Linked DNA regions of Homo sapiens: region 2 is linked to region 1. Evidence: read pairs that join two places in POLR2A ChIA-PET (ENCODE). Cell type or tissue: OCI-LY7. All regions are shown on one strand. Links, peaks and the distances in the headings refer to the core of each region. The heading gives the core; the rest is flanking DNA.

Region 1 (15,820 bases), core at 3,252-11,251:
GTGGTGGCACACGCTTCTAGTCCCAGCTACTCAGAAGGCTGAAGCATGAGAATTGCTTGAACCTCGGAGGCAGAGATTGGAGTGAGCCAAGATCACACCACTGCACTTCAGTCTGGGCAACAGAGCAAGACTCTGTCTCAAAAATAAATAATAAAAATTTTAAAAAAGAAAGGAAATGTGTGGAGCACTTCACTGGGCATCATTCTTGAAGGATCATCTCAATTTACTCTTACAGCTATCCAATGGCATTACGTGTTATAATTTTCATTTCACAGATGAGCAAACTGAGGCACAGAGATTAAGTAATAGTTTTTGTTTTTGTTTTTTTGGGGACGGAATCTCACTCTGTTGCCCAGGTGGGAGTGCAGTGGTGCGAACTCAGCTCACTGCAAGCTCTGCCTCCCAGGTTCAAGCAATTCTCCTGCCTCAGTCTCCTGAGTAGCTGGGACTACAGGCGCATGCCACCATGACTAGCTAATTTTTTGTATTTTTAGTAGAGATGGGGTTTTACCATGTTAACCAGGATGGTCTCAAACCCCTGACCTCATGATCTGCCCGCCATGGCGTCCTAAAGTGCTGGGATTACAGGTGTGAGCCACTGCACCCGGCCTTAAGTGATAGTTTTATACAGATTGTTGTTTGGGGATAGCCATGCTGGCTCTGTCACTTATCTACTGTGATCTTGAAAAAGTTACTGCTAAAGATACTATCAACAGAGTAAACAATGTACAGAATGTGAGAAAATATTTGCAAACTATGCATCCAACAAAGATCTAACATCCAGAACCTATAAGGAACTTAAATAAACTAACAAGCAAAAAACAACCCCATTAAAAAGTAGACAAAGGACATGAACAGACATTTTTCAAAAGAAGACATACACGTGGCCAATAAGCATATGAAAAAATGCTCAATATCACTAATCATGAGAGAAATGCAAATCAAAACCACAATGAGATACCATCTCACACCAGTCAGAATGGCTATTATCAAAAAGTCAAAAAATAACACATGCGAGTGAGGTTGCAGATGGGAATGTAAATTAGTTCAGGCATTGTGGAAAGCAGTTTGAAGATTTCTCAAATAACTTAAAACAGAATTACCATTTGACCCAGCAATCCCATTATCGGGTATATACCCCAAGGAATATAAATTGTTCTAACGTGTATGTTCAAAGCAGCACTGTTCACAATAGCAAAGACATGGAATCAACCTAAATGCCCATCAATGATAGACTGGATAAAGAAAATGGAGGCCAGGCGCATTGGCTCACGCCTGTAATCCCAGCAATTTGGGAGGCCGAGGCAGGTGGATCACCTGAGGTCAGGAGTTTGAGACCAGCCTAGCCAACATGGTGAAACCCCGTCTCTACTAAAAATACAAAAATTAGCCGGCTGTGGTGGTAGGCGCCTGTAATCCATCTACTCGGGAGGCTGAGGCAGGAGAATCGCTTGAACCTGGGAGGTGGAGGTTGCAGTGAGCCGAGATCCCGCCACTGCACTCCAGCCTGGGCGACAGAGCGAAACTCCGTCTCAAAAAAAAAAAAAAAAAAAAAAAAAAATACATAGAAAGAAAAAAAAAAAAAGAAAATGTGGTACGTATACATCATAGAATACTATGTGGCTATAAAAAAGAATGAGATCATGTTCTTTGCATCAGCATGGATGGAGCTAGAGGCCCTTATCCTCAGCAGACTAATACAGGAACAGAAAACCAAATACTGCATGTTCTCACAAGTGGGAACAAAACATCGAGTGTACAGGGACACAAAGAAGGGAACAACAGACACTTGAGGGGCCTACCTGAGGGTTGGAGGAGGGAGAGGATCAAAAAACTACCTACTGGGGCTGGGCACAGTGGCTCACGCCTGTAATCGCAGCACTTTGGGAGGCCGAGGTGGGCGGATCACCTGAGGTCAGGAGTTCCAGACCAGCCTTGCCAACATGGCAAAACCTCGTCTCTACTAAAAATACAAAAAGATTAGCCGGGTGTGGTGGCATGCGCCTATACTCCCAGCTACTTAGGAGGCTGAGGCGGGAGGATCACTTGAACCCAGGAGGTGGAAGTTGCAGTGAGCCAAGATTGCACCACTGCATTCCAGCCTGGGCAACACAGTAAGACTCCATCCCCAAAAAAAAAACAAAAAAAAAACCTACCTGTTGGGTACTAGGCTTAATACCTGGGTGATGAAATAATCAGTACACCAAATCCCCATGACACACAATTTACCTATATAATAAACCTGTACTTGTACCACTGAACCTAAATTGAAAGTTAAAAAGGCCAAGCATGGTGGCTCACACATGTGATCCCAGTACTTTGGGAGGCTGACGTGGGAGGATCACTTGAGGTCAGGAGTTTGAGACTGGCCTGGCCAACATGATGAAACACTGTCTCTACTAAAAACACAAAAAAATTAGCCAGGCATGGAGATGCATGCCTATAATCCCAGCTACTCAGGAGACTGAGACAGGAGAATCGCTTGAACCCGGGAGGTGGAGGTCGCAGTGAGCTGAGATCACGCTACTGCACTCTAGCCCGGGCGACGGAGCGAGACTCCCTCTCAAAAAAAAAGAAAAGAGGCCGGGCATGGTGGCTCACGCCTGTAATCCCAGCACTTTGGGAGGCCGAGGCGGGCAGATCATGAGGTCAGGAAATCGAGACCACCCTGGCTAACACGGTGAAACCCCGTCTCTACTAAAAATACAAAAAATTAGCCAGGTGAGGTGGCAGGCGCCTGTAGTCCCAGCGATGCAGGAGGCTGAGGCAGGAGAATGGCGTGAAACCCGGGGGGTGGAGCCTGCAGTGAGCTGAGATCACATCACTGCACTCCAGCCTGGGCAACAGCGAGACTCCGTCTCAAAAAAAAAAAAAAAAAAAGAAAAGAAAAGAAAGTTAAAAAGAAGGAAAAGTTGCTGCCTCTTAGGCATTTCCCTGGGGCAGCTGGAAACTGGCAAAACCTGGATTGGAACCCACATTGGATACTGCGGTAAGGGCCTCCCATCTCCATGGTGACGATGCCCTAGTCCCATCTCCATCCCAGGCTTGCCTCCTAAGGCTGGCACCAACTGGCCTGGATGTCAGGCTCACCCTTACGGACTGAGGTGGCTTGAGCCCAGAATCACTATGGAGAGAGGTGGGACCCTCAGGAGCCCCTAGGGAAGAACAGGGACCACTCACCCTCAGGGGTTCCTGGCGGGGCAAGCTCAGCTCCTGACACCCATTGATGGCAGCCAAGGTGGTAGAAGAAGATGCCATCTTCGTAGCACTTTTCCTCCTGGTAATGGGTGTGCACATTGCCCCCTGGGAATGGAGGAAAGGGGCATAGCTGGCAAGCCTAGGGGAGGTGGGGGGACTCCCCTGCAGGGAGCCTCAGCTCAGGGTTGGCTCAGGCCCTCAGCAGGCAGGCAGGCAGGATTGGGGAGCCTCCTCACCATAGACCACCATGTAATTGCCCAGAACACTGGCTGTGTGGAAGGCTCGCTCCCTTGGGCCCTGAAGCCCATCCCGCCCCTTCAGCGTCGTCCACACATGCCGATCCACGTGGAAAAGCTCAGTGGAGTTCACTCGCACAGAGAACCTACCGAAGGAGAAGCAGGGCAGGGGCTCAGGGCAGGAAGCGTCTCTCTCCCTCCTCCAGGCTCTTAGGAGCCATGTGATCACCCAGGGATGAGACTGGCCATGACTGACTCTATGTCCCCTCCAAACTAGAAGTTCCCTGTGGGCAGGACCCTGAGTCATCTCTGAGTTACCTGCATAAGCTAGCAAGGGCTGGACACCAAGCAGGGCTCTGTTGAATAGATACATGGGTGGGAGTGTGTGGAAGGCAATTCACCAAGAGATTGAATAAAACATCAGAGAATGTGTGAGTGGGTGAATGAATGAATGAGTGAACGAAGGAATAAGTAAATACATGAAGGAAGGAGTGACTGAGAGACCACAGGAGTCCGACAGTGGGCAAAGACCTCTAAAGACTAAAGGCCTATGGTGTTGAGCTGGGCCTGGCCTGTGGAGCATGGGTTATGGGACAGGTCACTTACCGGGCAGTGGAGGGCCGGTGTCCACCATGGACCAGCAGGGCACGGGAGGGGGCATGGAACACCATGGAGTGGCCAGTGGCAGCAGGGGGCCGTCCGCCTGCCGGAATCACCTGCTCCCAATAGCCCCCGCTGGTGCTGTCAAGGCGGAAACGGAAGAGGCCAGAGGAGAAGAGGTCGTGCGGGGTGCGGCCTCCAGACACATATAGCCAGACATCATCCACCAGGGCAGCCGCGTGACCTGCCAGGCCTGGGGGCCCCGAGGAGCTGGAGGCAGGTGGTGCCAGGAGCTCCCAGTGGCCCCTGCCCAGTGGACTGAAGGCCCACACGTCGTTGGTGAGCGAGCCGTCAGCCAGCTCACCACCCATCAGTACCAGGGAGCCGGCCCAGGCCACGGCCACATGGGAGTGACGGGCAGCCTGTGAGGAAGAGAAAAGAGACAGAGGTAGAGACACAGCAAGAGAGCCAGAGCCAGGCTTAGACAGAGAGATGCAGAGCCAGAGAAACATGGAGAGAAGGCGAGATAAAGACAGAGACAAAGAGAAAGGCAGAGACCGGCAGAGAGAGAAAAGAAGAGACAGACTCATAGAAACAGAGAAATACAATAAGAGAGAGAAAAGGCAAGGAGACAGAGTTAAAGGGACAAATGGCAGAGAGAAACAGATCCAGAGAGATGGAGACACAGAAACAGAGAACACAGAAGCCCAAAAGTCAGACAGACGAAAACAGAGACAGATTGAGCAACAGGAGACACATGGAAAAATAAGATGCACAAAGGCAGATAAAGGAAGAGGAAGAAGAAAAAAGAAAACCGGAGAGAAAAGGCAGAAACAGGGAGAAGTAGGTTCCTATATCAAGCTGCAGGAACTGTGGGAGCACTAGGTGATAGGGGATCATTCCGGGGGTCCCCGGCTGGGTCTGATTGAGTGGAAAGGCTCCTCCAGGGCAGAGGAGGGGTCCATACCGGGGCAGGACTCAGGTCCCAAGACTCCCAGGTGTTGGCGGAGAAGTTGTATAGGACGAGGTCACCCAGGGCATTGTTGAGGTCCTGGCCTGTGGAGGGGTGGATAGTCTCATGCCCTGGCCATAGGCTGCCGGGCCTCCAGATCCCAGATACTCGCCCCATCTGCTCACCTCCGAAAACTGCCAGCAGCCCTGGTGGGGACAGGAAGGCGCCAGCTGCCCCAATACGGGCAGAGAAGGCAGGGTCCCTGGCACTCACGTTGTGCCACCACCCAGCCCCCTGGTTCTCCCACAGGTGCAGGTCACAGGCACGTCCCAAGAAGCCAGGCTCACAGCGGCATGGTCCCAGGGGCTGCGGGAAAGGAGACATAAAGGCAGAGATAAGAGAGGGAGAGACAAGGACAGAGAGACAAAGGAGACACAGAGAGGAAAAGAGGCAGAATGAGACAGACAGGGCACAAAGGGAGAGAGAAAGAGACAGACAGGAAGGGAGAGGATGGAAAAGGAAAGAGAGAGAGAGAAAGGGAGACAGAGAGAGACAGGAAGAGGGGAAAGGCAAACTGTCAGACAGAAACAAGAGACAAAGAGAAACAATCAGAAGGAAGCAGACAGACGGAAAAAAGAAGACCAACAGAAAAAGGAAAAGATGCACAGAGAAAAAGGAGAAAAGACAGAAAGACGGCAGGCTGGGAGAATACAGACAGCGTAGTTGACATTCAGCCTGGACTGAAAGAGCTCAGATCTGGGGAGGTCAAGGCGGGGAGGGCTCAAAGCGCAATCCAGATTGAAAGCTGGATGTACACAGCTTCGGCGTAAGGTCAGTGGTGCGAGGCTGGAAGTCATGGCAGGGGTCCAAGGCCACACAGAGTGGCTGGATGGGAGGACAGATTTGGGCCTGGCTGGAGGAAGGAGGGTGGTGTTCACAGATGAGAGTGGGGTATAGATGAGAGTGGGATATCCTCAGCAGGGGAGGCCCTGCAGGTGAAGGTGGGGTGGGGTTGGAGTAACAGGTGAGGGGCAAGCTCTGGAAGGAGAGGGAAGTGGGTGTCACGGAGGAGGGTGGGGTGGTGGGGGGAGTTTCATGCAGGAGCAAGGTCAGACCTAGGAGATGGGCGTGGAGGCTGCGCTCACAGATCAGGGCCCCAGGGGAAACAGGGCTGGGGACCGGCTCACCGAGGCGCAGGTGCCGTGGCTGCCACAGTAGGCTGAGCACTCCTGCAGGCCACAGTCAGGACCCCCCCAGCCCGGCTCGCAGGCACACACACCCGGTGGCTGGCACTGCCCGTGGCTCTGGCAGCCACCCGGGCACAGGGAGAAGCGGAATGAGGCGTTAAAGCCCAGCAGGTTGTAGTTGGCATCACTGAAGAGGTGCAGCAGCATCTGCGGGCACAAGGTGTGCTGGGTAAGGTGGGCAGGGCCTGGGGATTGTCCTGGGAGGGTGGCCCACTCCTGCCCCCTTCCACCCTGGGGGACCCAGAGCCTCATCTCCTTCCTTTGCCTCTCTCCACCTTCCCTTGTCCCTGTGCTCTGCTCTTGGATGCCCTCTTACTGACTCTCTGTCCCTCCTTTCTTCTTCCATTTCCCTCGGTGTATCTGCCACGGCCCCATCCCCACTAACCTTGCCTGAGGAAGCTTCGATGGGCGGAGGTCGGGTGCTCCCACTTAGACTGGCAAGCAGCGGCCCTCGCGGGGAGTCACCGTCATACACGAACAGGTAGTCATACGTGCACTCTGTGTCCAGGAAAAGGAAGTCCAGCAGGATCCGGTGCTGGGGGCTTGGGGCTGGGAGGTGAGCACAGAGGGACCAAGCTCTAAAGCGGACCTTCTCCCCACACCTCCCTGCAGCCTCCCACAATTGTACACCAAACCCTGATCCAGGTGATGCTGGGGGCTCAAGAATGAGTCAGACCTGGGCCCCGCCTTGAAGGGGCCCCCAGTCTCATAACCTAGGGCAGTCAAGGGCTGTGACAGCCAGAGGGACAGGAGCCCAGAGAAAGAATCATAATATTCCAGACCTCTAGAAAGGTCACCTGAGATCAGAATGAACACTCCCACCATTCAGATGGGAAAATTAAGTACAGAGAAAACCCCATCCCAGTGGCCACACAGAGCAGAATCCAGTGTTCCTGATGCCTCTCTCTTCCTGTCCATGCCTGAGTTTCAGACATGTCCAGGCTGGAGGGTCAAGGTCATAATCCCAGTGAGAAGAGCACCTCCGTGACACCACCCCTGGCCCACGCTGAATAGAGCTGCAAGAGAAGAGTCCAGCTTCTTCCCCCAGAACAGAGGCCTAACCTTGGAGCGGCATAGTTCCCCTCTGTCCCCATCCAGAGTCTCACCTCTGCTTATTGTGATGGTTACAAGCACAAACTCTGGAACCAGACTGCCTGAGCTTATGTCTTGGCTCTGCCACCAAATAGCTACCAGCTGTGTGATCTTGGCCAAGTAACCCACCCCCTCTGGATCGGTCTCCTCATCTCTAAAGTGGGATATAGTGGTACTGTGGTGGAATCAAACTTATAGGCCACTCCTGCCATTGAAAGTTAATTCCCTGCCTCTCGTATCTGGGAAGAGCCTTAGTGACTTGCTTGACCAATAAAAAAACAGCAGAAATTCTGAAACTTCCAAGGCTAGATCATAAGAAGACTTGTACTTTTCACCTGGGCCTCGTAGAATGCTCCTTCTCAGAACACAGCTGTCATGATAGGAAAAGCCAAAGCCGGCTGGGCACGGTGGCTCACACCTGTAATCCCAGCACTTTGAGAGGCCAAGGCAGGCGGATCACGAGGACAGGAGTTTGAGACCAGCCTAGCCAACATGGCGAAACCCCGTCTCTACTAAAAATACAAAAATTAGCTGGGCATGGTGGCGGGTGCCTGTAATCCCAGCTACTTGGGAGGCTGAGGCAGGAGAATTGCTTGAACCTGGGAGGCAGAGGTTGCAGTGAGCCGAGATTGTGCCATTGCACTCTAGCCTGGGGGACAAGAGCGAGACTTCGTCTCAAAAAAAAAAACAAAGAAAAGCCAAAGCCACAAGAAAAGGCCACACACAGGCATTCCGGCTGACAGTCCCAACTGAGCTTCCAGCTGACAGCCAGCATCAACTGCCAGCCCTGGGAGGGACCTTCCTGGATGTCCAGCCAAGGTGAACATTCAGCTGACTGCAGCCCCAGCTGACATCTGACTGCAACCTCATGAGGAGCAATAATGCACACGAAATGGTGACAACAGAGTGGGGTGGGTGGCTCACGCCTGTAATCCCAGCACTTTTGAGAGGCCAGGGCAGGTGGATCACCTGAGGTCAGGAGTTCCAGAACAGCCTGGCCAACATGGTGAAACCCTGTCTCTTACTAAAAAAAAATACAAAAATTAGCCAGGCATGGTGGTGCAAGTCCCAGCTACTCAGGAGGCTGAGGCAGGAGAATTGCTTGAACCCGGGAGGCAGAGGTTGCAGTGAGCCAAGATTGCACCACTGCACTCCAGCCTGGGCGACAGAGGGGACTCAAAAAAAAAAAAGAGGCTGGGTGCCGTGGGTCACGCCTATAATCCCAGCACTTTGGGAGGCCAAGGTGGGTGGATCGCTTGAGGTCAAGAGTTCGAGACCAGCCTGGCCAACATGGTGAAACCCCGTCTCTACTAAAAATACAAAAAATTAGCTGGATATGGTGGCACATGCTTGTAATCCCAGCTATTTGGGAGGCTGAGGCAGGAGAATTCTTGAACCCGGGAGGCAGAGGTTACAGTGAGCTGAGATCATGCCATTGCACTCCAGCCTGGGCGACAAGAGTGAAACTCTGTTTCAAAAAAAAAAAAAAGAAATGTTGACAATGGGGCCCACATATCGTGGAGAGTGCCACTACCCCTAACACTGTCACTGTCTTATTCTCTGCCAGTCCTAGTTCAGGTAGCCTCTCTCATTCCACATCCCACATGAGAAGCCTTCTGAACAGGCAGCTCAGGGGAGTCCTCTGGGTGAGGGAAATTAGGAGGCCTAGGCTCTGGCTCTGGCTCTGGCTCTGCCCATGACCAGCTGGAGGACCCTGGGCCAGCCCTTTCCCCCATGACCCTCAGTGTGCCTATCTGGATCCTGGAGACACTCAGCCACCACTGCCAATGGCTGGGTGATCCTGGGCCAGTTCCATGGGCTCTCTGAGCCTTAGTTTCCATGACTGTAAAATGGGGATAATTCCCCCCACCCACAAAGGCTGGGGTGAACATTCAACGAGGTGATGACTCCAGCCTGCCAGCTTAGAGCCAGAGTGTGCCCTGGCTGCCCGGCCTCATCCTGTCTCACCAGAACCACTGATCCAACCTCCTTCTTCCCCTGACATGAGTCTCTGATCTTCCCAACTCAACATCTGGCCCCGTCCCTCCCCTGCCCCAAAGCCCTGCATGGCTCCCTACCACCCTAGGAGAAAGTCCAGGTCCCTAACCTGCTGTTCAGACCCTCGCTTTGTCTCAAATCACCCCACTGCTTACAGCTCTAATGGGAGCTGGGCCTTTGTACAAGCTTCTCCCTCTGTCTGCAACATATTATCCCTTCCCACCACCAGGCCTCTTCCTGATGCCCCCTAGCTGGGTTAGATGCCCCCTCTCCAGGGTTCTCACATCCCATTATAACCTTCATTCCTCTGGGCCAGGAACATCTATGTCCAGGTCTGTCTCCCTGCAGCCTACAAGGCCCATAGAGCAGGGCCTGGATGTGGACCTAATTCCCTCTGCAGCATTGCCCAGACCCGGGCTTGGCAAAGGCTCAGGAAATGCTGGATGATGAAATGAAGAAATACATAAAAGACAGAATACTAAAGCTGGAAGCTCTCCCTCAGGCTCTAACCAGAGCCCCCAAGACATCAGACACAGACCCCACCCATGCTTTGGGGAATGCAGAAGAACCATTCAGCACGGCCACACAACCAGACCTCCCAGAATCTTACCAGCCTCAACCAAACTATAAAGCTCTGTTTCTGGAATCACAAGTACATCTTTGTTAAGTGCCTGCTGGAGGCCAGCTCACCATCTGCCTCCCCAAGTTCTTCCCTAAGTTGAAGGTCTTCTGTTTCCACCCAACCCCCATACCACTCCAGACAGAAATCTGATCCCAAACTCCCTCCTGCTCAAAAGCAGGATGCCTCTTATCCATGAGGATGTTATAAGGACTAGGACTGGGCTGGGCGTGGTGGCTCACGTCTGTAATCCCAGGGCAGATCATTTGAGGCCAGGAGTTTGAGACCAGCCTGGCCAACATAGAGAAACACCATCTCTACTAAAAATACAAAAATTAGCCCGGCATGGTGGCACATGCCTGTAATCCCAGCTACTCAGGAAACCAAGGAACAAGAATCACTTGAACCTGGGAAGCAGAAGCTGCAGTGAGCCGAGATCAAGCCACTGCACTCCAGCCTGGGCAACAGAGCAAGATTCTCTCTCGGAAAAAAAAAGTCTAGGACTAGATAAAGTATGAACATAATACAAAAGTTAGTAGGTTGGTTGTTTATCTTTTTTTTTTTTTTTTCCCTGAGACAGGGTCTCGCTCTGCTGCCCAGGCTGGAGTATAGCAGCGCAATCTCGGCTCACTGAGACCTCAGCCTCCTAGGCTCAAGGGATCTGCCCACCTCAGCCTCGCCGGTAGCTGGAGCTATAGGCACATGCCACCACCCACCAAGCCCAGCTAATCTTTTGTAATTTTTTTGTAGAGACAGTGTCTTACCATGTTGTTCAGGCTAGTCTCTAACTCCTGGGCTCGAGTAATCCTTGCATCTCAGATTCCCAAAGTGCTGGGATTACAGGCATGTGCCACTGCCCCTGGCTGGTTGTTTATTTTATAATAGATAGAGGAAGATGTTGGTTCTTATAGGTAAGAAGTGACAGGCATTGGTAAGAACAGAAGATCATCAAGGGGGATCTGGAGGTCTCCCAGCCTCCTCCCTCACCCCAACATCTACCCAGTTGGTCCCCAAGTCTTATAGGTGAAACTCCACAAACATCGATTGCACTGTCTACACCTCTCCACCCCTCTAAGCCCCTGCCCTAGTTAGGAACTCATCCTCTCTTGCCAGATCAGCTCATCAAGTCTCCAGTCTGCCCCACACCCAACCTGAGGGCAATGCCCTACTCCTGCTCAAAACCTCCTGTGGCTGCCCATCAACCCCAAGGGGAAGGCCAGGCTGCTCAGTGTGACATTCAAGGCCCCTCTTCCCCTGCTTCTGGCTCTCATTACCTCCCAGTCAAAAGTGCCATAAGACCAGGCAAACCTAGATGGGGATCCTGAGACACTCCAGCCACCCTCACGTCTTCATAGAGGCTGTTTGCTCCCTTTTCCCACTCAATAAACTCCTATGCATGCTTCAGAACCCTATTTTAGTGGCTCCTGCTCTGTTATCTGCAGCACAGTCCTCTTTCCTCCCTAGGTACATCCACCCCACCCCTCCACTTTCCTTCTTAGCCCTGAGCACTGTCTCAGTGAACACACTGGGGGCTGAATATCTGTGTCCAGCCCCACCATTCCCAACCAGTCTGAGACGTTTTTTCTTTTTTTTTGAGGTAGAGTCTCGCTCTGTCACCCAGGCTGGAACCACAGATGTGCGCCACCACGCAGGGCTAATTTTTGTAGTTTTAGTAGAGAGGGGGTTTCTTCATGTCGGCCAGGCTGGTCTCTAAAGCCTGACGTCAGGTGATCCGCCCCACTTGGTCTCCCAAAGTGCTGGGATTACAGGCGTGAGCCACCGCACCTGGCCTAACCAGTCTGGGACTCTTTAAGGCCAGAGAGTGATTTATATCCAGCACACAGACCCCTTCGCCACACACACACACACACACACACTTCCTATTCTGTTCTCATCCCACTAGCTTGACAGGAATGGCCCCCAAGCTGGGAACAGGTAGACATGCTATCACTGAGAAACAGGCCTTCATCCATACCCCACACAGCAGCCAGAGAGATCTTCTAAAACATAAATCAGATCATGTCCTCTCCCTGCTCAAAACCCTTCCATAGCTCCCCAGAGCCCCCAGACAAAGACAAAGCTCCACAGCCTCCCAAGGGAGGCCCTGCATGATCCAGGCTCTGTCACACCTCTGGCCTTTGCCCAGGACCTCCCCTGTCTGGAGGCCAGCTTTTACATCCACTACTCTGTGAGGCCTTCCTGGGCTTCTGCAGGTACTGCCTTTCAACTTCTCTTTCACCCCTGTATTGCCCTCAGGATACAGCTCAAAATCACAGAGCCCTACACCTGCTGGCTCCTCCCACCCTGCAGCCTCTGGCTCATTCGTTGTCTTGTATTCTATGTTTTTGTTTTTGTTTCAGATGGAGTCTCGCTCTGCCGCCCAGACTGGAGCGTAGTGGCACAATATTGGCTCACTGCAACCTCCAGGTTCAAGTGATTCTTGTGCCTCAGCCTCCTGAGAAGCTGGGACTACAGGCGCGCGCCATCACACCCAGCTAATTTTTGTATTTTTAGTAGAGATGGGGTTTCACCATACTGCCCAGGCTGGTCTCAAACTCCTGACTTCAGGCGATCTGCCGGCCTCGGCCTCCCAAAGTGCTGGGATTACAGGCATGAGCCACCATACCCTGCCAGTATTCTATGTTTTAACACACTGGATTTCTAGTTCTTCAAAAGCATCACTCTCCCGCTTCCCCGCCTTTGCACAGCTATTCTTGCCTGGAATGCCCTTCTGCTCCCTCGTACAGATGCCTCTGATCTCAGCTATACCCCAGGTTAAGCCACATGTCTTCACAGAGAAAGAGCCACTGGGGCAGGGTTCTGAGGCATGCATAGGAGTTTATTGGGTGGAAAAGGAAAACAAACAGCCTCGGAGTGGGTTTGTCTCTCCCACTGACTGGGAGCCCAGAAGGGTAGGGCTGGGGCCTTTCCTCCCACTCCTGACAGATTCCTATTGGTCCTTTAAGTCTCAGCTTAGACATTTCCTCCTCCAGGAAGCCTCTCTGTTCTCCCCGGCCCCAGATCAGGCACTTTCTCTGGGCTCTCCCAGGCCTCTGGGGTTCCTCCATCAAAGACCACTCTTGTCTCTCACTATTAATGTGTTTGTCTCCCCAACTAGACTCCAAGACCTAAGTCACCAGGGATTGCTGGAGCTGTCTCAGTCTGGGCTATGTCCAATGGGAAACATAATGTCTGGCACATGAATGACTGAAGAAAAATGCTTTTATTGAAGTACTTCACAAATAACAACAACAATAATCCTAATGCCATTTATTGAACAGTTACTATATGCCACACATCAGGCATGTTAAATACCTGTTTTCATTTCATTCCAACAACTCTATGAGGTGAGTACTGTTGTTATCCCATTTGTGGGGGAAGGAAACAGAACCTCAGAGAAAGAAAACCACCTGCTCAAAGTCACAAAGCTAATAATAAGAAGCCAGGCACAGTGGCTCACACCTACAATCCCAACACTTTGGGAGGCTGAGGTGCGAGGATCGTTTGAGCCCAAGAGTTCAGGACTAGCCTGGGCGACATGGTGAGACTCTGTCTCTACACACTCAGTTACTTGGGAGGCTGAGGTGGGAGGATCACTTGAGCCCAGGAGGTCGAGGCTGCAGTAAGTAAATTGTGTTGGTACCATTGCACTCCAGCCTGGGTGACAGAGTGAGGCCCCCATCTCAAAAAAAAAAAAAAAAAAAAGTAGTAGTAGTAGAACCAAATTCAAAGCCAAATGATTGGACCCAGACCCTGAGTTCTTAACAGTTACTCAGAAGGCCCGGCACTGATGCTCCTGTCTTGTAATTGTAAATCTGGGTGTAGGTGCATCTCCCCCACCAGACTTGGAGGCCTTCCAGGGCAGGGCCCAGGTTGGCTGCAACCCTGGGTGTCAGGCATTTTAGAGCAAAAGGCCTGGACCAGAACCGAGCTCTGGGAATGTGGTGAGTGGATGAATGCACACATGAATGAACTACCAGCGAATTAGTGAGTGACCCACGCGGCCCCACTCACCCTCGATGAGCCACTCGCAGTTGCCATTGACGCTGTAGTTGCCCGCACCATCCGTCACGAAGCCTGGCGCCTCCCGCAGCACCTGCCGCTGCCCCTTGCAGTCCCCCGCCCGGGCCCCAGGGGACAGCGACCCCAGCACGGCCAAGGCCAAAACCAGTGCCATGGCCAGAACCTTGCCCAGGGCCATCGCCGCCTCCTGCACTGACCCTTAGAGCGGGGACAGGCCGTAAAAACCTGGAGAGGACCCTCTACCCGGGGTGAGGCCCTGCAAATGCGACCTCTATAGGCATAACATGACCTTGTAGATCGAAGAGGTCCCGGAGACCCGGCAGTCCCGGCGAAGGGTACGGCCACTGCTGACAGGCTCTGGAAGCCGAGGGCTGAGCCCTATAGAGCGATGGAAGGCCCTGTATATGGAGTCATTATGGACGGGGCCGAACCCTAGGGACCGTAGGAGTCCCCTATAGACACAGGGCTCCATAGGGGGCCGATCCCATGAACAGTGCCCAGCATTACGGACTCAGGCTGCTGCAGGCCAAACGGACCTTATAGACGGGTGGGTCCCCAGGGGGCGAAGGGCTCTACGGCCCGGCAGGAGCCTCCATAGAGGCTGCGGGCCGGGACAGGCTAGGTTCGGATGGTCCAGGAGAGACTCCTCCAGCCGGGGGCGGGGCGCGAGCGGGTGCCGGGGGCGGAGCCCGTCTTCAGGGGTTCGGGCCTGGACCCCACAGACCCAATCCCTTTGCTCACCCACCCTCGCCTCCCTCCGAAGCCGGATGGGCCAGATCAGAGAGACGAGGGGACGCTTGGGCCAGAGCGGCCGCGGGAAGACCCGCTGTGGGAGGGCGAGGGGGCGGGAGCCGAGCAGCCGCTGTGGGAGGGACGGCGAAGAGGAGGCGAGAAGTTACAGAGCGGCCGGTCAGAGCGGCCCTGGGAGGACTGCGGAGCGCCCAACCCCAACCCTCCATAAAGGGAGACTTCCGGGGAAATCCCCGCCCATTTGTTCCCAACCGCATGCGCAGCAGCGTCCTCCTGGAGGGAGAGAAATACACATATGCGCAGTGCTAAGATCGTAACCCAAACTCTGGGTGCCTGTGGTTCAGCAAAGCATGGGCCACTGGAGGGCGCCTCTACCTCTGAGTGAGGAAAGGAAGGCAAAAATAAAGGAGCGGTGCAAGACCCTGCTAGATGTTTGATCATCTTCAATGTTCCCACATTCTGGGGCAACATAAAGATCAGGTTATACAGGCCCCTGCCTCCGGTTCCAAATTCCCATTTCACAGATGGACACACTGAGGTCCCGAGCCTGACATAGTTCTGGCTCAGCCCCGCCGCTGAACACCATCAAGATGCAAAAGAAGCCATGTTATAGATAAAAACGAATCCTTTTTTATTTTGGCAAGAAGGGGTAAAATGTCTTTCTGCCAGGGACCCGAGGGAAGGCCCCCGGAATGGAGATGCGGCAGATGGAGTACGGGTCCGAGGTCACAGATCCGAGGGAGGGTTTCAGGGTCGAGACCAGCATCGCAATATCCATCCCGGGGTCGCAGAGTCCTGGAGAGTCACAGGCAGGGTCCCGGCGGTCACCACGGGTGTTCCGGAGTCCAGCGGGGTCAGAGGTCTCGAAGGGGGCCAGGGGGCCGGAGGTCACGGAACAGCGGGAGCCCAGAATCCGGCGCCGCTCGGGGCAGGGGCTGAGGGAGGGGACGGGGAGAGCGGCTCCCGCGGGACCGTTTGGCACAGAGGGGAGGGGGGCGGGACGCAGCGTACCCAACCTGGGCGCGCGGGGTGGGAAGGGTCGGGAAGGCCGGGGATGGGCGAGCTCTCGGGCCGGGATAAAGCAGGGGTCCGGAGCCCGGCCGGG
Region 2 (15,820 bases), core at 4,106-12,105, 130 kb after region 1:
GCTCAGAATTGGACCAGGTGAAGAAAGTCCTCAGCCTCCAGGAGTTTACGTTATAGTGGGCAAGACAGATAACTCGAAAATAAGCCAGCGTAGCAGACGGCATCAGCTAGTGACAAGTGCCCTAATGAAACATGAGGCCAGGGGTGGTGCCGAGCCCCTGCAAAGGGCTGAGGCTGCTGAGGGAGGGGAGGAGGCCCCTGGGGGGAGTGGAAGGGTTCAGGGGAGGAGGCCATTGTGGAAGCTGGAGGTCAGAAGACCAAGTTGGAGCTGGTGAGATGCTGGCATGTCCTGTCTTCTAGGAGACCTTGGCCTGGGGGTGCTTCCTTCTACCATCTGCAGAGCTTTCTCCAGCCCACAAAGCACGCGCACCTGCCCCCTCCTAGTGCCCATAATGGCCCTCCAGGGAGTGGGCATCATGCCTGCTTTGTAGATGAGGCAGCAGATAACCTGTGCTGGGTGCTGTCAGAAGGAACAGACCTAGAGAGCCAGCCCTGGGTCCTCAGGCAGCTATGTGGGCTTGCGCGGCAGGGTTTGAGGGGGTGGTTGCCTGGTGGTGACTCCCCCTCGAATCAGCCAGTAATTCCCAGAGCCACCAGGCTGGCTGGGCAGGTGAGGGAGTCATTGCCTCAAGGAAGATAGGAACAGGCCAAGGGAGGCTTCAGGTCTCTTTCCCGAGGCGAGGAGGTCGTTAACCAGGGCTTGGCTAGGTCTTGATGGGAGATGGGTGAGCAGGTCTGACTGCTGACTCACCAGGCAGGGTGGGGCTGGAGTGAGGCTCTCCCCATCTGGGCTCCTGTTTTTCCCTCTGAAAAATGGAATGGCTTACTTTTTAGAGAGGCCGAATGCCAGAGGTGGAAGGAGGCCTGACTGAAGAAGAGGCCTGCTATTCTTGACTCTTCCTCACCTGTGATACCTGTGACCCCCAGCCAGCTGCCCTCCATTGAGGGATAGAACTAGACAAACTCTCGACTGCCTGAGACAGTGAGGAAGGACACCTTGGTGGTCCTAGGGTTGGACACAGGACATCTGAGCGACCATGTGCCTCTCAGGGTCTGTGGTGGGCACTACTCGGCCCTGAATTCTCAAGACAGCCATTGAGGTGGGATGACATCTTGCAAAGGAAGAGGCACGATCAGGGAAAGGCGGTCACTAGTCTGAGTGGCAGGGGGCAGAGCTTGGCTGAAACTTGGGTTTGTTTATTTGTTTATTCCATATGTATTTATAGGGTATTTACTATATGCTAGGTCAGCCGGGGTGGGAGACCTTGCCCTCATTGAGCTTGTGCTGTGGTGGGAGAAAGCCAAGAGAGAGATTTCAGATGTCAGGGGAAGGGTGTTCCCGATGGAGAGGACAGCGGGAGCACAGGCCCAAGTGGGATGTGCCAGTGCTCAAGGGCAGCGTGGAGGATGGCAAGGAAACTGACAGGAATGGAGGAGTAGGGTGGAGACCCCTAGGAGGTGAGGGCGGGAGAGGGAACCAGGGCAGATCCTGCAGGGCCTGGGCTTTGCATTTTTTTTTTTTTTATTATGGAAAGCAGTTGGAGGATTTGAATGACAGGATCAGCTTTGCTTCTCCCCTGCAATTTTTTTTTTTTTTTTTAAATTATGAGACAGGGTCTCCGTCGCCCAGGCTGGAGCACAGTGGCGCAGTCTCAGCTCACTGCAGCCTCCGCTTCCCAGGTCAAGTGATTCTCCAACCTCAGCCTCCTGAGTAGCTGGAACTACAAGCGTGATCCAGCATGCCTGGCTAATTTCTGTGTGTTTTTTTAGAGGCAGGATCTTGCCCTGTTGCCCAGGCTGGTCTCGAACTCCTGAGCTCAAAGCGATTCACCTGCCTTGGCCTCCCAAAGTGCTGGGATTACAGGCATGAGCCACCGCCTGGCCCCTGCAATTTTTTCTATGGAAAATACACCAAAGTAGATAGACTAGCTTTAGCCATTGTCAACTCATGGCTGATCTCATCTTAGGATAATTAGGAATTTTGGAGTCAATTCTGGTTGCCCTATGATCTCATCTGTAGATGTTTCACTGTGTATCTTGAAAAGAGATTTTTTTTTTTGAGATGGAGTTTTGCTGTTGTTGCCCAGGCTGGAGTGCAATGACGTGATCTCAGCCTACCGCAACCTCTGCCTCCCGGGTTGAAGCGATTCTCCTGCCTCAGCCTCCCGAGTAGCTAGGATTACAGGCATGTGCTACCACACCCGGCTAATTTTGTATTTTTAATAGACAGGGTTTCTCCATGTTGGTCAGGCTGGTCTCGAACTCCCGACCTCAGGTGATCCACCCGCCTGGGCCTCCCAAAGTGTTGGGATTACAGGTGTGAGCCACTGTGGCTGGCCAAAGATAAAAATAGGGTTTCACGCCAAAAAAGATTAGTAACTCCTTACTATCAAATATCTGATCGGTGCTCAGATTTTCAGTTGTTTTATAAATGTAGGTTCTCTGAAGTCTCTCCTTTCCCCTACCATCTCTCTTTCTCCGCCTTGCGTTGTATTTTTCTAAAGCAGTTGTCCTGTGGCATTTCCCGAAGACTGGATTTTGCTGACTGTATCCTGCAGTAGGGTTGATTCAGTGTGTTCTACCCTGTCTTTTGTATTTCCTGAAGATGGGTAGTGGGGTCTGGAGAGGCTTGATCAGATTCTGGTTTGATGTTTTGTTTTCCTCAATCCCGCTTCTGAGGGTGTGTTGTGCGCCTCCATCAGGAAGCAGGTGATGGCTGCTTATCCCTCTCTGGAGTTGGAGGCAGCTTCTCCTCATTGCCTCAATTCAGTAGGAGTTGAACTCAGTAGGAGTTGAAAAACTTTCCATTTGACATGATGATGCTGGCTTTGTTGTGGAGAAGAGACGAGGGAGGCAAGCCAAGATGCTGGGAGGGTTCCCACCATTGTCCAGAGGGGGCTGGTGCTGGTCCTGGTGTGGGGGCGGGGCGGGGGTGGGGTCTCTCCACTGAAGCACCTTGGCTGCCTCTCTCCAGCAAGGCCGGAAGCATCTCCCAGTGTTGTGGGAGCACAGGTCCTCTTCTTCCCCAGCCCATCTTTGTTAGTTCATTTTTGTGTTGCTATAAAGAAATACCTGAGACTGTGTAATTTGTAAAGAAAAGAGATTTACTTGGCTCACGGTTCTGCAGGCTGTACAAGAAGCAGGGTGCCAGCATCTGCTTCTGTTGAGGACCTCCGGAAGCTTCCATTCATGGTGGAAGGCCAAGGGGAGCAGGCTTGTCACATGGTGAGAGTTGGGGGGTGGGGGAGCTGCCACACTCTTAACCAGCTCTCACGGGAAATACCAGAGCAAGAACTCACTCATCACCAAGGGATTCATGAGGGACCCAGCCCCATGATCCAACACCTTCCATGAGGTTCCACCTACAATGTTGGAGTCACATTTCCACATGAGATTTGGAGAGAACATACATCCAAACCTTATCACCACCCAACTAGGAACTCTTAGAGAGACGACTTGAGTGAGGTTCATCTCTGGGCTCCCAGACACACCCAGCCCAGGGCCTGCTCCCTTGAACTTCACCCTGGTCCCCCACTGAGAAGCCCATTTCACTTGATGTCCCATTTGCCCCAGAAGAGAGACTGGTGAGGTGGGGGTGGGGGACAAGAGGGTGCTGGGCCCACCTGAGTGCAGGAAGCAGGAGCAGCTCTCCTCTCTAGGAAGGCATGGCACCTGCCCCCCACCCTCCCAGGGACAGGGAACTTTTCCCCACAGCTGCCAAAATGGAAAAGATGCAGCCAGCCCACGGTCCAGCGCACATGGTGCTGGGTGCTCTTCCTGCCTGCCACCTCAGGGCCACACTGGACAGTTCCTCCACTTCTCTCCATGTCTACTGCTCCCATCCTGGACAGCCATTTGTGACCCTTCCCCTGCCTGCTGCCCTGGCCCTGTTTCTACCCACCTGCCACTTCACAGCACAGCTGGAGTTGCCCCTAAGTTGGCAGGTCCTGCCTCCTGTCCTCTCTGCATGCCTGGCCTTCCTGGCCTCCCCTCTTTCCTTGCATTGAGCCTTGAATTCTCACAGTAACCCCACATGGGCGGATGTTAGGGGGAGCCTTGTTTTACACAGGAGGCCACCGAGGTACAGAGAGGTGTGGTCACTTCCAGAGGCCCTAGAATCTTGAGTCTGCTGGCGATTGGGATTGAGATCAGCCTCCCTGACCTGGCTGCCCGTTCTCCCTTAGCGCCCTTCTCCCCTCCACGTTCCTGCCACGCCGGCCCCTCAGCCTGTGCAGGCCTGAAGTTCATTTTCTCTCTGGACTTCCATAAATGCTCATCTCTCCTGAGAATGCCATTCTTTTTTTCTCTCCTGTTTTTCTTTCTAAACCTACTTGTCCTCCTTCACATTTTACTTCAGATGTCATTTCCTAGAGAGATCCTCTCTGATCCTTTCAATCTGAACTATAACTCGCCCTGTCTAATTTTCTCTGCTGGCTCTCAGGATGTCTTTTAGTTGTGTATTTGATGTGTATGGTTCTGTGTGAGGTAGCCAACAGGATAGGGGTAGTTAAGAGCTCGGGCACTGGAGCCATACACGTGAGGTAAAATTCCAGCTCTGCCATTTCCTATCTGGTGGCCTTAGGCAGGTGACTCAACCTGTGTGCCTCAATTTCCCCATCTGCAGAAAGGGAATAATAACAGCATCACCTGATTGTTGTGGGGACAATCAAAGGGGTCAGCAGATGTGAAGTATGTAGTACCGTGCCAGCCTGTAGTAAAAGCTATAGGCAGGTGTCACCTGTTGTGATTATTTTGGGGAGGGGTAAAGCACGTGATTGGGTGCTAAGGGTGGAGCAGAGGCTCAGAGAAGCCTCGCCTGCTCCTATTGCCTGGTGGCACCTCCCTGTCTTTTCCCTGTGCACCATGATCATGTTTTCCAGCTCAGAGGTGGGAGTGTGTGGTCTGCTGAAGGATTTGCTCATCTGTAAATGGGGCTGGTGAAAGTACTCTGAGGATTAGGTGGGCTGAGAGAGGAAAGCCCTTGAGTAGAGCCTGGCTTGTGGGGAGTGCTTCCTAACTGTGGGTTACATGTCTCCCCGTCCCACTTGTGGCAAGGTTCTTGTGTCACCCTAGCATGCCTGGCATTCATAAAATATCTGTTGAATAAGAGATTGAATGGGGGCATGGAGATTGCTCTGGCCTTGTCCCTGTGACCTGTCCACTCTGACATGGTGGGGGCTCTGGGTGGATTGAGAACTTATACCAGAGGTCCATGCTGGGGAGAAGGACGAGCTGAGAGAGGATTCAACTGGGCAGGATGTGGGGCTCCCACGAGCTGAGCCTTGGCAAATGTTCTGGATGGAGGAGGTGGACAGGTCATTTTGTAAGTAAGGCTCTTGTTGGGAACATTTTCTTGTGACTGGAGTGCAGGGTATGGGGGGACACGGCAGGGACTGGAGGAGTCCAAGGAGGAGGTTGGCTTAGGGACCCGTGAGAGAGAGATGAAGGCCTGGGTGAGGGCCATGGGTGTAGGGAGTTGGGTGTCGAAATTACAGTTCCTGTTTCTGGGAGCCTTCTTTGTCGTAGGGCTGTAAGCAAGCATTTTATGAGTTGCCTCATTTAATCCTTGTGACTTCAATGTGCAGCAGGGACCTCTTGTTTGTTTGTGTTTCAGATGGGGAAACAGGCTCAGAGAGGTAAGGTCACATGCCCAAGGCCCCACAGCTTAGAGAGTGGCAGAGCTGGGACTCACCTCAAGGTCTGTTGGACTCCGCCACCTGGCCCTGCCTCTGTGGCCAACCACTCCTGGGTGGCCTGGAAGAGGTGCTGCTCCTCCCAGCCCCCTGCTCTCCCACCCACATTGATTGAGGTCATGGCCAGTTGCTTACTGGAGTCAAGGATGCAGTCAAGGATCTGGTCGTCTGGGTAGAGACAGCTGGGTCTGAATGCCATGGGAGGGCCTGGGGGCTGAGGCTGGGCAGGCTTCCCTGGGCGTTGGGTGGAGAGGATGGGGTTCCCCTAGAGCCAGAAAGAGGAAGGGTTTGGGGTGGAAGGAGGAAGTGGGCAGGGCTGTGAAGTTGTCTTGGGGAGCAGGGGCCCTGCATTCTCCTTTCTGCTCTGTGGCTGACATGGTCTGTGAAAGTTGAAGGGAGCCACAGCATGAGACATTCCCTCCCAGAGCCTTGTTTCCTCATCTGTCAAGTGGGCTGAAGGTGGCCTCTGCCCCACAGGGCTGATTCTACTGCATCCCCAAGGGTCAGGCAATTGGCCTATCAGAGGGGTTGGTGGCTGCCATTCTGGGAGCACCCCTTGGACACTGTGTGCAGTGCTAGCTTGTTCCTTTCTATCCATTGCTCTCTTTTTAATCCTCTTAACAGCTCCTCACAGTAGGAATTGTCCCCTTGTTTAGGCAGGAACCCATGCTCAGAGAGGTTGTGACTTGTCACAGGTCACACTGCTGAAGGCTCCTGTGTGGGAATCCACTTCATTGATTGAGGAGCCTTCTCTCAGGGACATAGGAGGTTAAATGACCTCTGTCAGGCACTGCCATTGTCTGGCCGTGTGACCTTGGGCAAGTCACTTCACTTCTCTTGGCCTCCATTTTTTCATCTGTAAGTTGGGGGTGATAATAGGACCTGTCCCACAGGGTCATTTATAGGTTAAATGAGTTTCTGTGATTCAAGCACTTGGCGCCTGGCAGATAGTCGGCACTCTGTAAGTGTTGGCTGCTGCTGTTTCTGGCTCACAGCTGATCCTCAGGACAGCCTCGTTGGGTGTGTAGAGAGAGGGGGTACTGTCACTAGCCTAAGTGATGGGTGGGAATTCAGAAATTCTGGAAGAGAGGTGGTATGTGAAGTTCATGATTACAGGATAGCCTTAGAAGTCCAGTGTCCTGTCCCCTGTACACAGCTGCCACCTCTTTTGCGCAGATGTGGGGAGAGTTGTGACAGAAACCGACTCAAACTGGCTTCAGCAAAAAGGGGAGTTGAGTGTAGCTGAAAATCCAGCTACGATCGTGGGCTCATGTGATGACCTCAGGAATCTTTTTATCTCTGGGGCTGGCCCTGCGTAGGCTTCCTTCTCTCCTCTTGGCACAGTGGCTCCCAGCAGCTCTGGGCTTCCAACCCATCATCTTAGCAGCTCTGTGGCAAGAGAGTACCTGACTCCCAGTAGAGCCAGCACAGGTCCAGCCGCAAGCCTCCCGGGCCTGGTCAGGACCCTGCGCATCCGCAGTGCTGGCTCAGGTGGATGGGAGGGATGGGGATGTGGTTGGCACCATGTGAATCTCATTGTTTGGGGGCAGGGTGTGAGGCTGGTTGCCTTAAGGCAAGTCCATTAGTTCATGCATTAGTTCTTCACAAATACATATTGAACACCTACTATGTGCCACAGTTACACAAGTGAACAAAACAGACAAAAACCCCTTCCTTGCTGTCATCTGTCTCTCCATGCTGAGTGTAGAGACAGATAATGAGCAGATAGTAACTGACAGAGGAGGTTGGAAGGTGATAAGTGCCTTGGACAAAAATGGAGCAGGGTGTGGGACCTGGCATGCTGCAGAGAGGGCTGGGTGGGTGGTTACAGCTGTAAATAGGTTGGCCTAGGTGGGCCTTGTTGGCAAGGTGGCTTTTGAGCAAAGACCTGCAGGAAGAGAGGGAGCAAGTGTTGTGCAGATCCAGGGAAAGAGCACCCCTGGCGGTGGGGAGGCTTGTTGGAGCAGTGAGGAGGTGGTGGGCTGGAGAAGAGGAGGACGTACTTGGTCAGGGAACCCCACAGAGCCGGGGAGGCTGTGTCAGGACTAGGGTGTGGCTACCGGAAGGGGGTGGAGGGAGAAGGCTGGAGGGAGGAAGGGTGGCGTTCCCCATAAGTGTGTCTAGTGTTGGCCCCCTCCCTGACAAATCCCTCCTTCCCCTGCAGACATCCGGCTCCGGGTTCGAGCAGAGTACTGCGAGCATGGGCCAGCCTTGGAGCAGGGCGTGGCATCCCGGCGGCCCCAGGCGCTGGCGCGGCAGCTGGACGTGTTTGGGCAGGCCACCGCAGTGCTGCGCTCAAGGGACCTGGGCTCTGTGGTTTGTGACATCAAGTTCTCAGAGCTCTCCTATCTGGACGCCTTCTGGGGCGACTACCTGAGTGGCGCCCTGCTGCAGGCCCTGCGGGGCGTGTTCCTGACTGAGGCCCTGCGAGAGGCTGTGGGCCGGGAGGCTGTTCGCCTGCTGGTCAGTGTGGATGAGGCTGACTATGAGGCTGGCCGGCGCCGCCTGTTGCTGATGGAGGAGGAAGGGGGGCGGCGCCCGACAGAGGCCTCCTGATCCAGGACTGGCAGGATTGATCCCACCTCCAAGTCTCCGGGCCACCTTCTCCTGGGAGGACGACCATCTCTACCCCTAGAGGACTGTCACTCTAGCATCTTTGAGGACTGCGACAGGACCGGGACAGCAGGCCCCTTGACAGCCCCTCCCACAGGATGTGGGCTCTGAGGCCTAAACCATTTCCAGCTGAGTTTCCTTCCCAGACTCCTCCTACCCCCAGGTGTGCCCCCTTAGCCTCCGGAGGCGGGGGCTGGGCCTGTATCTCAGAAGGGAGGGGCACAGCTACACACTCACCAAAGGCCCCCCTGCACATTGTATCTCTGATCTTGGGCTGTCTGCACTGTCACAGGTGCACACACTCGCTCATGCTCACACTGCCCCTGCTGAGATCTTCCCTGGGCCTCTGCCCTGGCCTGCTTCCCAGCACACACTTCTTTGGCCTAAGGGCTTCTCTCTCAGGACCTCTAATTTGACCACAACCAACCTGGGCTTCAGCCACATCAGTGGGCACTGGAGCTGGGGTGCACATGGGGCCTGCTCACCTTGCCCACACATCTCCAGCCAGCCAGGGCCCTGCCCAGCTTCAATTTACAGACCTGACTCTCCTCACCTTCCCCCCTGCTGTCCAGAGCTGAACATAGACTTGCACTTGGATGTCACCTGGAGTGTCACATGGGAGTGTTATGGCAGCATCATACCAAGGCCTACTGTTGCACATGGGGCCAAAACCAGTAAACAGCCACCTTCTTGGAAAGGGAATGCAAAGGCTTTGGGGGTGATGGAAAAGACCTTTTACAAATGATACCAATTAAACTGCCCTGGAAAGGGCATAGGTGGGCATCGGCCTCTCTAGGACTCTTTATTTATTATTTAATTTAAATTTTTTTTTTAGAGTTGAGGGTCTTGATATGTTGCCCAGGCCAGCCTCAAATTCCTGGGCTCAAGCGATCCTCCTGCCTCAGCCTCCCAAGTAGCTGGGACTACAGGTGCCCGTCACCATGCCCAGCTTTTGGACCTCAGTGGGCTGGGAGGAGGAGTGTTCCTGGCCCAGCGTTAGGGACTGGAGTGTGGGCAGGATGCTGGACCATATGCCAGCTGATAACCACACGCTTGTCCTCCCCTCTGGGTGTCAGTCTTGTCCTCTGTCAAAGGAAGAAATAGAATACTGCCTCGGAGTCAGAAACCCTTCCAACCATGTTCACACATGCTTTGCTCCTGTATGTCCTTGGGGGCTCCCAGGAATTTTTTTTTTTTTTTTTTTTTGAGACGGAGTCTTGCTCTGTTGCCCAGGCTGGAGTGCAGTGGCATGATCTCAGCTCACTGCAAGCTCCGCCTCCCAGGTTCACGCCATTCTCCTGCCTCAGCCTCCCGAGTAGCTGGGACTACAGGTGCCCGCCACCACGCCCGGGTAATTTTTTGTATTTTTAGTAGAGACGGGGTTTCACCATGTTAGCCAGGATGGTCTCGATCTCCCGACCTTGTGATCCGCCCGCCTCAGCCTCCCAAAGCGCTGGGATTACAGGCGTGAGCTGCTGCACCCGGCCACTCCCAGGATTTTTAATTTGTTCAGTGAGGTGGGCCAGCTACACCCAAGGCTGATGAAGCGCCTAAGCTTTGGAAAATGAAAAGATAGGCAGCCAGAGGTTCTCTGCCTGGAATTTGTCTCCACGTGGCTCCCCACTGGTCACACCTGGACATTAACCTTCTCTTCACCTGGATCTCTGTTCTTTCTGAGGCCAAACACTTCCTCCTGCTGTTCTGTGGCTCCAGCTGAGGTTGTGGCCTCCTGCCCTTCCCCCACCCCTCATGTAAGGGCTCAGGAACTCGTTTCTCTTACTCAATATTCAGGGTTTTCCTTCCTCAGGGGTGGGGAGTGGGGGTAGGGTGGCAGGGATTTCCAAGGCTGCCTTTCTTGCAGGGATGGGTGCCCCTGCCCACACCTTGGAGCCTGTTCTGGAATTTCGACCCGTCTTGATGTGCAGGAGGGGAGTGGCAAAGTCTAGTCGTGAGTCCTATCCAGCAGCCAAGGCCTGGTGGAGCCAGCTGCTGTGTGATCCCAGGTTCTGCCTTGACCCTCTCTGGGAGGAAGCTGAGTTCCACTGGACACCTACTCAAGATCTATTTAGCCCCCAGCCACACTGTGGGATTTTAAACCCATGTTTGATGTGAAATGGACTGAGAGAGGGCAGGTGATTTACCTGAGTGGTGGGAGCATTGAGATGGAGAGTACCTTAGTGACAGCAGTTAGGTGGGGAATGAGGTGGGGAATTCCACTCCCTTGCCCTGACCCTTCCATTTTCATGACCTAAGGCTGAGGCTCTCCTCTAGGTGGGGTTACCTGTGTTTGGGCTCCCAATTACTGGGCTAAATTCTAGGACCTGCCATTCCCTTGAGCCCCTAGCCCCTGGCTTGTCTCCTGGCCTCATTTGAATACGGGTCCCACCTCAAGGCTGGACACATTTCAGGCTCTGCCCCTGCTTCCGTTCCATGTCATTGGCCCCACCCCATTCTCTGGGTCACCTCCCCCTTAACCCTGTTCAGCCCCAGACGTGCCTCTGGCCAGCACGTGCTTGCCAGAAGTCAGGAGGGCCAACCTTGAGGCTGAAGGGATCTGCGCTGGCGCAGTGCACTTGGCGGGAACCATGAGGCAGAGGCTCGCGCCTCCAGAGCCTCCCTGAGCGCATGCGCCGTGGAGCTCCCTTGAGCTAGTCAAGAGTGCGGGCGAGGCGCGGGGGGTGAGGGACTGACCCTCGGGGCCCGGAGGTGGGTCAGATCTGAGCCCGGAGGACAACCCTGGGAGCATCGGGTAGAGAAACAGGATCGTGTGGGGACAGGGCGTGGGGCCACAGGAGATCGGAGCCCATGGGAGATGTGGGAGGCCGGCGTGGCCCCACGGAGGAGCGGAACCTTGGGTTGGCCTGTGCGGGCTGAGGAGGAGTTCAACAGAGTGACGGGGTATTCTGGGCAGGGGACAGCCTTTGCTGGAATTTTTCAGCCCTTGCGAAGGCCTCGGGACGTGCCTGAATGGGATGTAGTAAGACGGACAGAGTCAGAGGTAAGTGAGAACGTGCCGCCACCACCCATTCGAGGGTCAGCAGCCATTGTCCCCATGTTTTTCCGCGTGGGGAGCAGGCACAGGTGGGGACACAGGCCTGGAACCCGACAGTTACACACAAGGAGATCATGTGAGACAGGCCCAGCAAATGGCCCACAGGTCCTTGAGGGGACTGTGGCCTGGGTGCTGGCTCTGGAGGGCACCTGTGATGATGTGGACACAGCGGGTCGGAGCCCAGGGGACGCTGGGGGCACCGGGAAGCTCCCTGTGCTTTCTGCTACGAATCACCACCGCCACCGCCCAGATACGTTTAGTTGTGAAATAACATTCTGAAAAGTGCAGGACAGAAACGAACTGTTCATATTACCTGAGGTCAGGAGTTCGAGACCAGCCTGGCCAACATGGTGAAACCCCGTCTCTACTAAAAATATAAAAATTAGCCGAGTATGGTGGCACATGCCTGTAATCCCAACTGCCAGGGAGGCTGAAGCAGAAGGATCTCTTGAACCTGGGAGGTGGAGGTTGCAGTGAGCCGAAATCACGCCACTGAAGTCCAGCCTGGGCAACAGAATGAGACTCTGTCTCAGAAAAAAAAAAAAGACAGGAAGGGGAGGGAGGGAGGAAGAAAGGCAGAAAGGGAGGAAGGGAGGGAGGGAGGGAAGGTGGTGGAAGGAAGGAAAAAAGGAACGAAGGAAGGAAGAAAGGGAGGGAGGGAAAGAGGAAGGGAGGGAGGGAAGAAAGGGAGGGAGGGGGCCAGGCGCGGTGGCTCATGCCTGTAATCCTAGCACTTTGAGAGGCTGAGGCAGGTGGATCACGAAGTCAGGAGATCAAGACCATCCTAGGTAATACTGGGAAACCCCTTCTCTACTAAAAATACAAAAAATTAGCCTGGTGTGGTGGCGGGCGCCTGTAGTTCCAGGTACTGGGGAGGCTGAGGCAGGAGAATGGCGTGAACCCGGGAGGCGGAGCTTGCCGTGAGCCGAGATTGCGCCACTGCACTCCAGCCTGGGCGACAGAATGAGACTCCGTCTCAAAAAAAAAAAAAAAAAAAAGAAAAAGAGGGAGGGAAGGAAGGGAAGGAAATGAAGGAGGAAACCTCCCTCCTTTCCTGTGTTACTCTTGCCAAGAAATAACGTTAACAGCAGGGACGCTGGGGGATATCAGGGAGCCACCTGCCCACCTTTCTGTCATGCTCTCATCCCTCCCTCCATTCCCCCTCCCTTCTTTCCCTCCCTCCCTCCCTTCGTTCCTCCCTCTCTTCGTTCCTCCCTCCCTCCCTCCCTTCCTTCCTCCCTTCCTCCCTCCCTTCCTTCCTCCCTCCCTCCCTCCCTTCCTTCCTCCCTCCCTCCCTTCGTTCCTCCCTCCCTCCCTCTCTCCCTCCCTTCCTCCCTCCCTCTCTTTCTCCCTCCCTCCCCCCTCCTTCATTTCCTTCCCTTCCTTCCCTCACTTTCTTTCCTCCTTCCCTTCCTTCCTCCTTCCCTCCCTCCCTTTCTTCCTTCCTTCCTTTTTTCCTTCTTTCCACCTTCCCTCCCTCCCTTCCTCCCTTTCTCCCTTTCTGCCTTTCTTCCTTCTTCCTCCCTCCCTCCCCTTCCTGTCTTTTTTTTTTTTTTTTTTTTTTTTTTTTGAGACAGAGTCTCACTCTGTTGCCCAGGCTGGACTTCAGTGGCGTGATTTCGGCTCACTGTAACCTCCACCTCCCAGGTTCAAGAGATCCTTCTGCTTCAGCCTCCCTGGCAGTTGGGATTACAGGCATGTGCCACCATACTCGGCTAATTTTTATATTTTTAGTAGAGGTGGGGTTTCACCATGTTGGCCAGGCTGGTCTCGAACTCCTGATCTCAGGTGATCCGCCAGCCTCGGCCTCCCAAAGTGCTGGGATTACAGGCATGAGCCACGGCACCCGATCTCTTCCTTTCTTTCTTCCTCCCTTCCTTCCTTCCTCTCTCCCTCACTTTCTTCCTTCATTTCTTTCTTCCTCTTTCTCTTTTTCTTTTGCTTCTTTCAACAGGGTCTTGCTCTGTTACCCAGAATGGAGTGCAGTGGCACGATCACAACTCATTGTAACCTCAAACTCCTGGGCTCAAGCAATCCACCTCAGCCTCTTGAGTAGCTGGGACTACAGGCATGCACCACCACACCTGGCTTATTATTATTATTTTTTTTGTAGAGACGGGGTCTCACTATGTTGCCCAGGCTGGTCTTGAACTCCTGGGCTCAAGCGATCCGCCTCAGCCTCCTAAAGTGCTGGGATTACAGGCATGAGCCACCGCCTTGCTTTTCTTCAATTTTCTAGTTTTTCATCACTCAGTGATAGAGTTAATTTTATCTCTTCTTGAACATAATATAAATGGAATCATACCATATGTTTGCTGTTGTGTCTGGTTTCCTTTACCCAGCGTTGTGTTTGTGAGATTCTTCTATATTCTGCTTATCTGTAGTTGACTCATTTTTATTGGCGTATCATGGTACTCCATTGTATGAATATACACAATGAGTTCATGCACTGACCTTTTGATGGACATTTGGGTTGTTTCCAGTTGGAGGCTATTATGAATAATGCTGCTATGAACATTCTTGTGCATGGTTTTTGGTGAACAAATGCTTATGTTTCTATAGGGATATACCTGGAAATAGAATTGCTGGACATAGGTATGCGTATGCATGGGTTTGGCTGTCTATACTGTTTCTTGTAACTGCTATAACAAATTACCATAAACGTGCTGGCTTAACACAATATAAATGTATTTTCTCACAGTTCAGGAAGCCAGAAATCTAAAACCAGTTCCACTAGACTGAAATTAAGGTGCCAGCAGGACTGCACTCCCTCCTGAGGCTTAGGGGAGAATGTGTTCCTTGCCTATCTCAGCTTCTGGTAGCCACCACCATCCCTTGGCTTGTGGCAGCATCACTCCAATCTCTGCTTCTGTGGTGCCTTCTCCTCTTCTGTCTGTGTCAAATCTTCCTCTGCCTCCCTCTTAGAAGGGTATATGTGATTGCTTTAAGGGCCCACCCAAATAATCCAGGATAATCTCTTCATTTCACAATCTTTAATTACATCTGCAAAGTCCTTTTTGCCATTTAAGGTAACATTCACAGGTTCCAGAGCTTCAGTCTGGACATCTTTCGCAGGAAATTTTTCTTTCCTCTTTTTTTTTTTTTTTTTTTGAGACGGAGTCTCGTTCTGTCGCCCAGGTTGCAGTGCAGTGGCCCGATCTTGGCTCACTGCAAGCTCCGCCTCCCGCCATTCTCCCGCCTCAGCCTCCCTAGTAGCTGGGACTACAGTCGCCCACCACCACGCCCGGCTATTTTTTTTTTTTTGTATTTTTAGTAGAGACGGGATTTCACCGTGTTAGCCAGGATAGTCTTGATCTCCTGACTTCGTGATCCGCCCGCCTCAGCCTCCCAAAGTGCTGGGATTACAGGCGTGAGCCACCGCGCCTGGCTTTTGCAGGAAATTTTTCTGCACACTACACTCTCCAACTATTTTTCTGAAGTGTCAGTACCAGTTTACTCTCCCACCAGCACTGAATGAGAGCTCTCTTTGCTTCACATTGTCACCAATACTATGTGTTGTCAGATGCTTTAATTTTGCTGATCTGATGGATGTGTAGCAGTTTATCATTGTGGTTTACTTTTCTTCTTCCTAATAATTAAATTCTGCTCTTTCTTGAATGAGGAGTAGGAGGTCTTTGAGTGTATAGAGTGGGTGAGGGTATTCCAGGTAGATGGAATAGCATGTATGAAGGTCTCAGGAAATATTTGTTTAAATTGAATAAGAGGTTTAAAAGAAGCATTAGGTTACTTAAAATAAGAAGAATTATTATTACCAAGGGTAAATACGATGCAGAGGTAGACTTTTCTGTTTCCCTCAAACACCAAGTCATTCAACAAGCATTTACCAGCTTAAACACCTGTCCTAGGTACTACAAGATGAGTTAGATCCAACCCCACCCTTGATAAACTCTGGCTTAGTAGGGAACATGATCACTGGGGACATCTCAAAGGGATGTAAGAGGGACTGAGGACCCAGATTTCCTTGAGGCTTATGTCCTCAGGTTCCACCACCCTCTATCCCACTTCCCTGTTGACATCCGTTGACTCCCTGGTCACTTCACCTCGTTCCTGAAGACTAGCACCTGCTCATAGACTTCCTCTCCACCCCAACCCATGCTCTCCTGCTGGGATATTTAACTGTCCCTGATAATCCATCCTCGTAATGATCTAGCCTCACAGTCTCTTTCCACTTCATCTCTGGTGACCTTCATCCCACTTTAGTCATCCACTCCCATGACCACACCTTGGGTTTAGTCATTACCAGGAAGTGTAACATACATAGTGAACATTTACAGAGCACTTATACCACATGCCAGGCACTTTGCCAAATGCTTTACATGTGTTTACGCCTGACACAAACCTGGAAGGCTGGTGTTAGTATCCTCATTTTACAGATGAGGATATACACTCAGGAAGGTAAAGTCACTTGCCTGGGTGACACATTTAGTAAAATGGCAGAGTCG

Evidence for each region. Peaks named below come from ENCODE experiments on the same cell type or tissue, not always from the same donor. Only the 100,000 strongest peaks of a DNase experiment are listed, where the experiment ranks them.
Region 2: POLR2A ChIA-PET joins it to region 1 with 5 read pairs; 4 of 35 experiments call an interaction of 5 or more read pairs at or near these places.

The regions. Positions count from the first base shown.
Region 1 is chr19:42,324,567-42,340,386 of GRCh38, reverse strand. MEGF8 (multiple EGF like domains 8) reads right to left here and starts at 14,752. Exons shown (of 42, transcript NM_001271938.2): 1 at 13,957-14,752; 2 at 6,619-6,782; 3 at 6,174-6,380; 4 at 5,172-5,352; 5 at 5,002-5,090; 6 at 4,041-4,456; 7 at 3,435-3,580; 8 at 3,181-3,303. The coding sequence starts at 14,143. It overlaps TMEM145 (transmembrane protein 145), which reads right to left. Exons shown (of 15, transcript NM_173633.3): 15 at 15,323-15,650. The coding sequence ends at 15,570. RefSeq lists silencers at 14,087-14,156, 14,167-14,236, 14,457-14,596, 14,637-14,826. In OCI-LY7, for the core only: no CTCF peak of the experiment used is centred there; no DNase peak of the experiment used is centred there.
Region 2 is chr19:42,191,866-42,207,685 of GRCh38, reverse strand. DEDD2 (death effector domain containing 2) reads left to right here. Exons shown (of 5, transcript NM_133328.4): 5 at 7,857-9,088. The coding sequence ends at 8,248. It also overlaps a transcript of POU2F2 not described here. Among named protein-coding and RNA genes, the nearest start is that of DEDD2, 18 kb to the left of the region's middle. RefSeq lists enhancers at 5,510-5,589, 5,710-5,919, 7,837-8,086, 8,287-8,446, 8,286-8,822 and 1 more. In OCI-LY7, for the core only: CTCF peaks have their summits at 7,438 and 7,642; DNase peaks (open chromatin) are centred at 7,625 and 8,445; H3K4me3 peaks cover 1,151 bases; H3K27ac peaks cover 4,060 bases.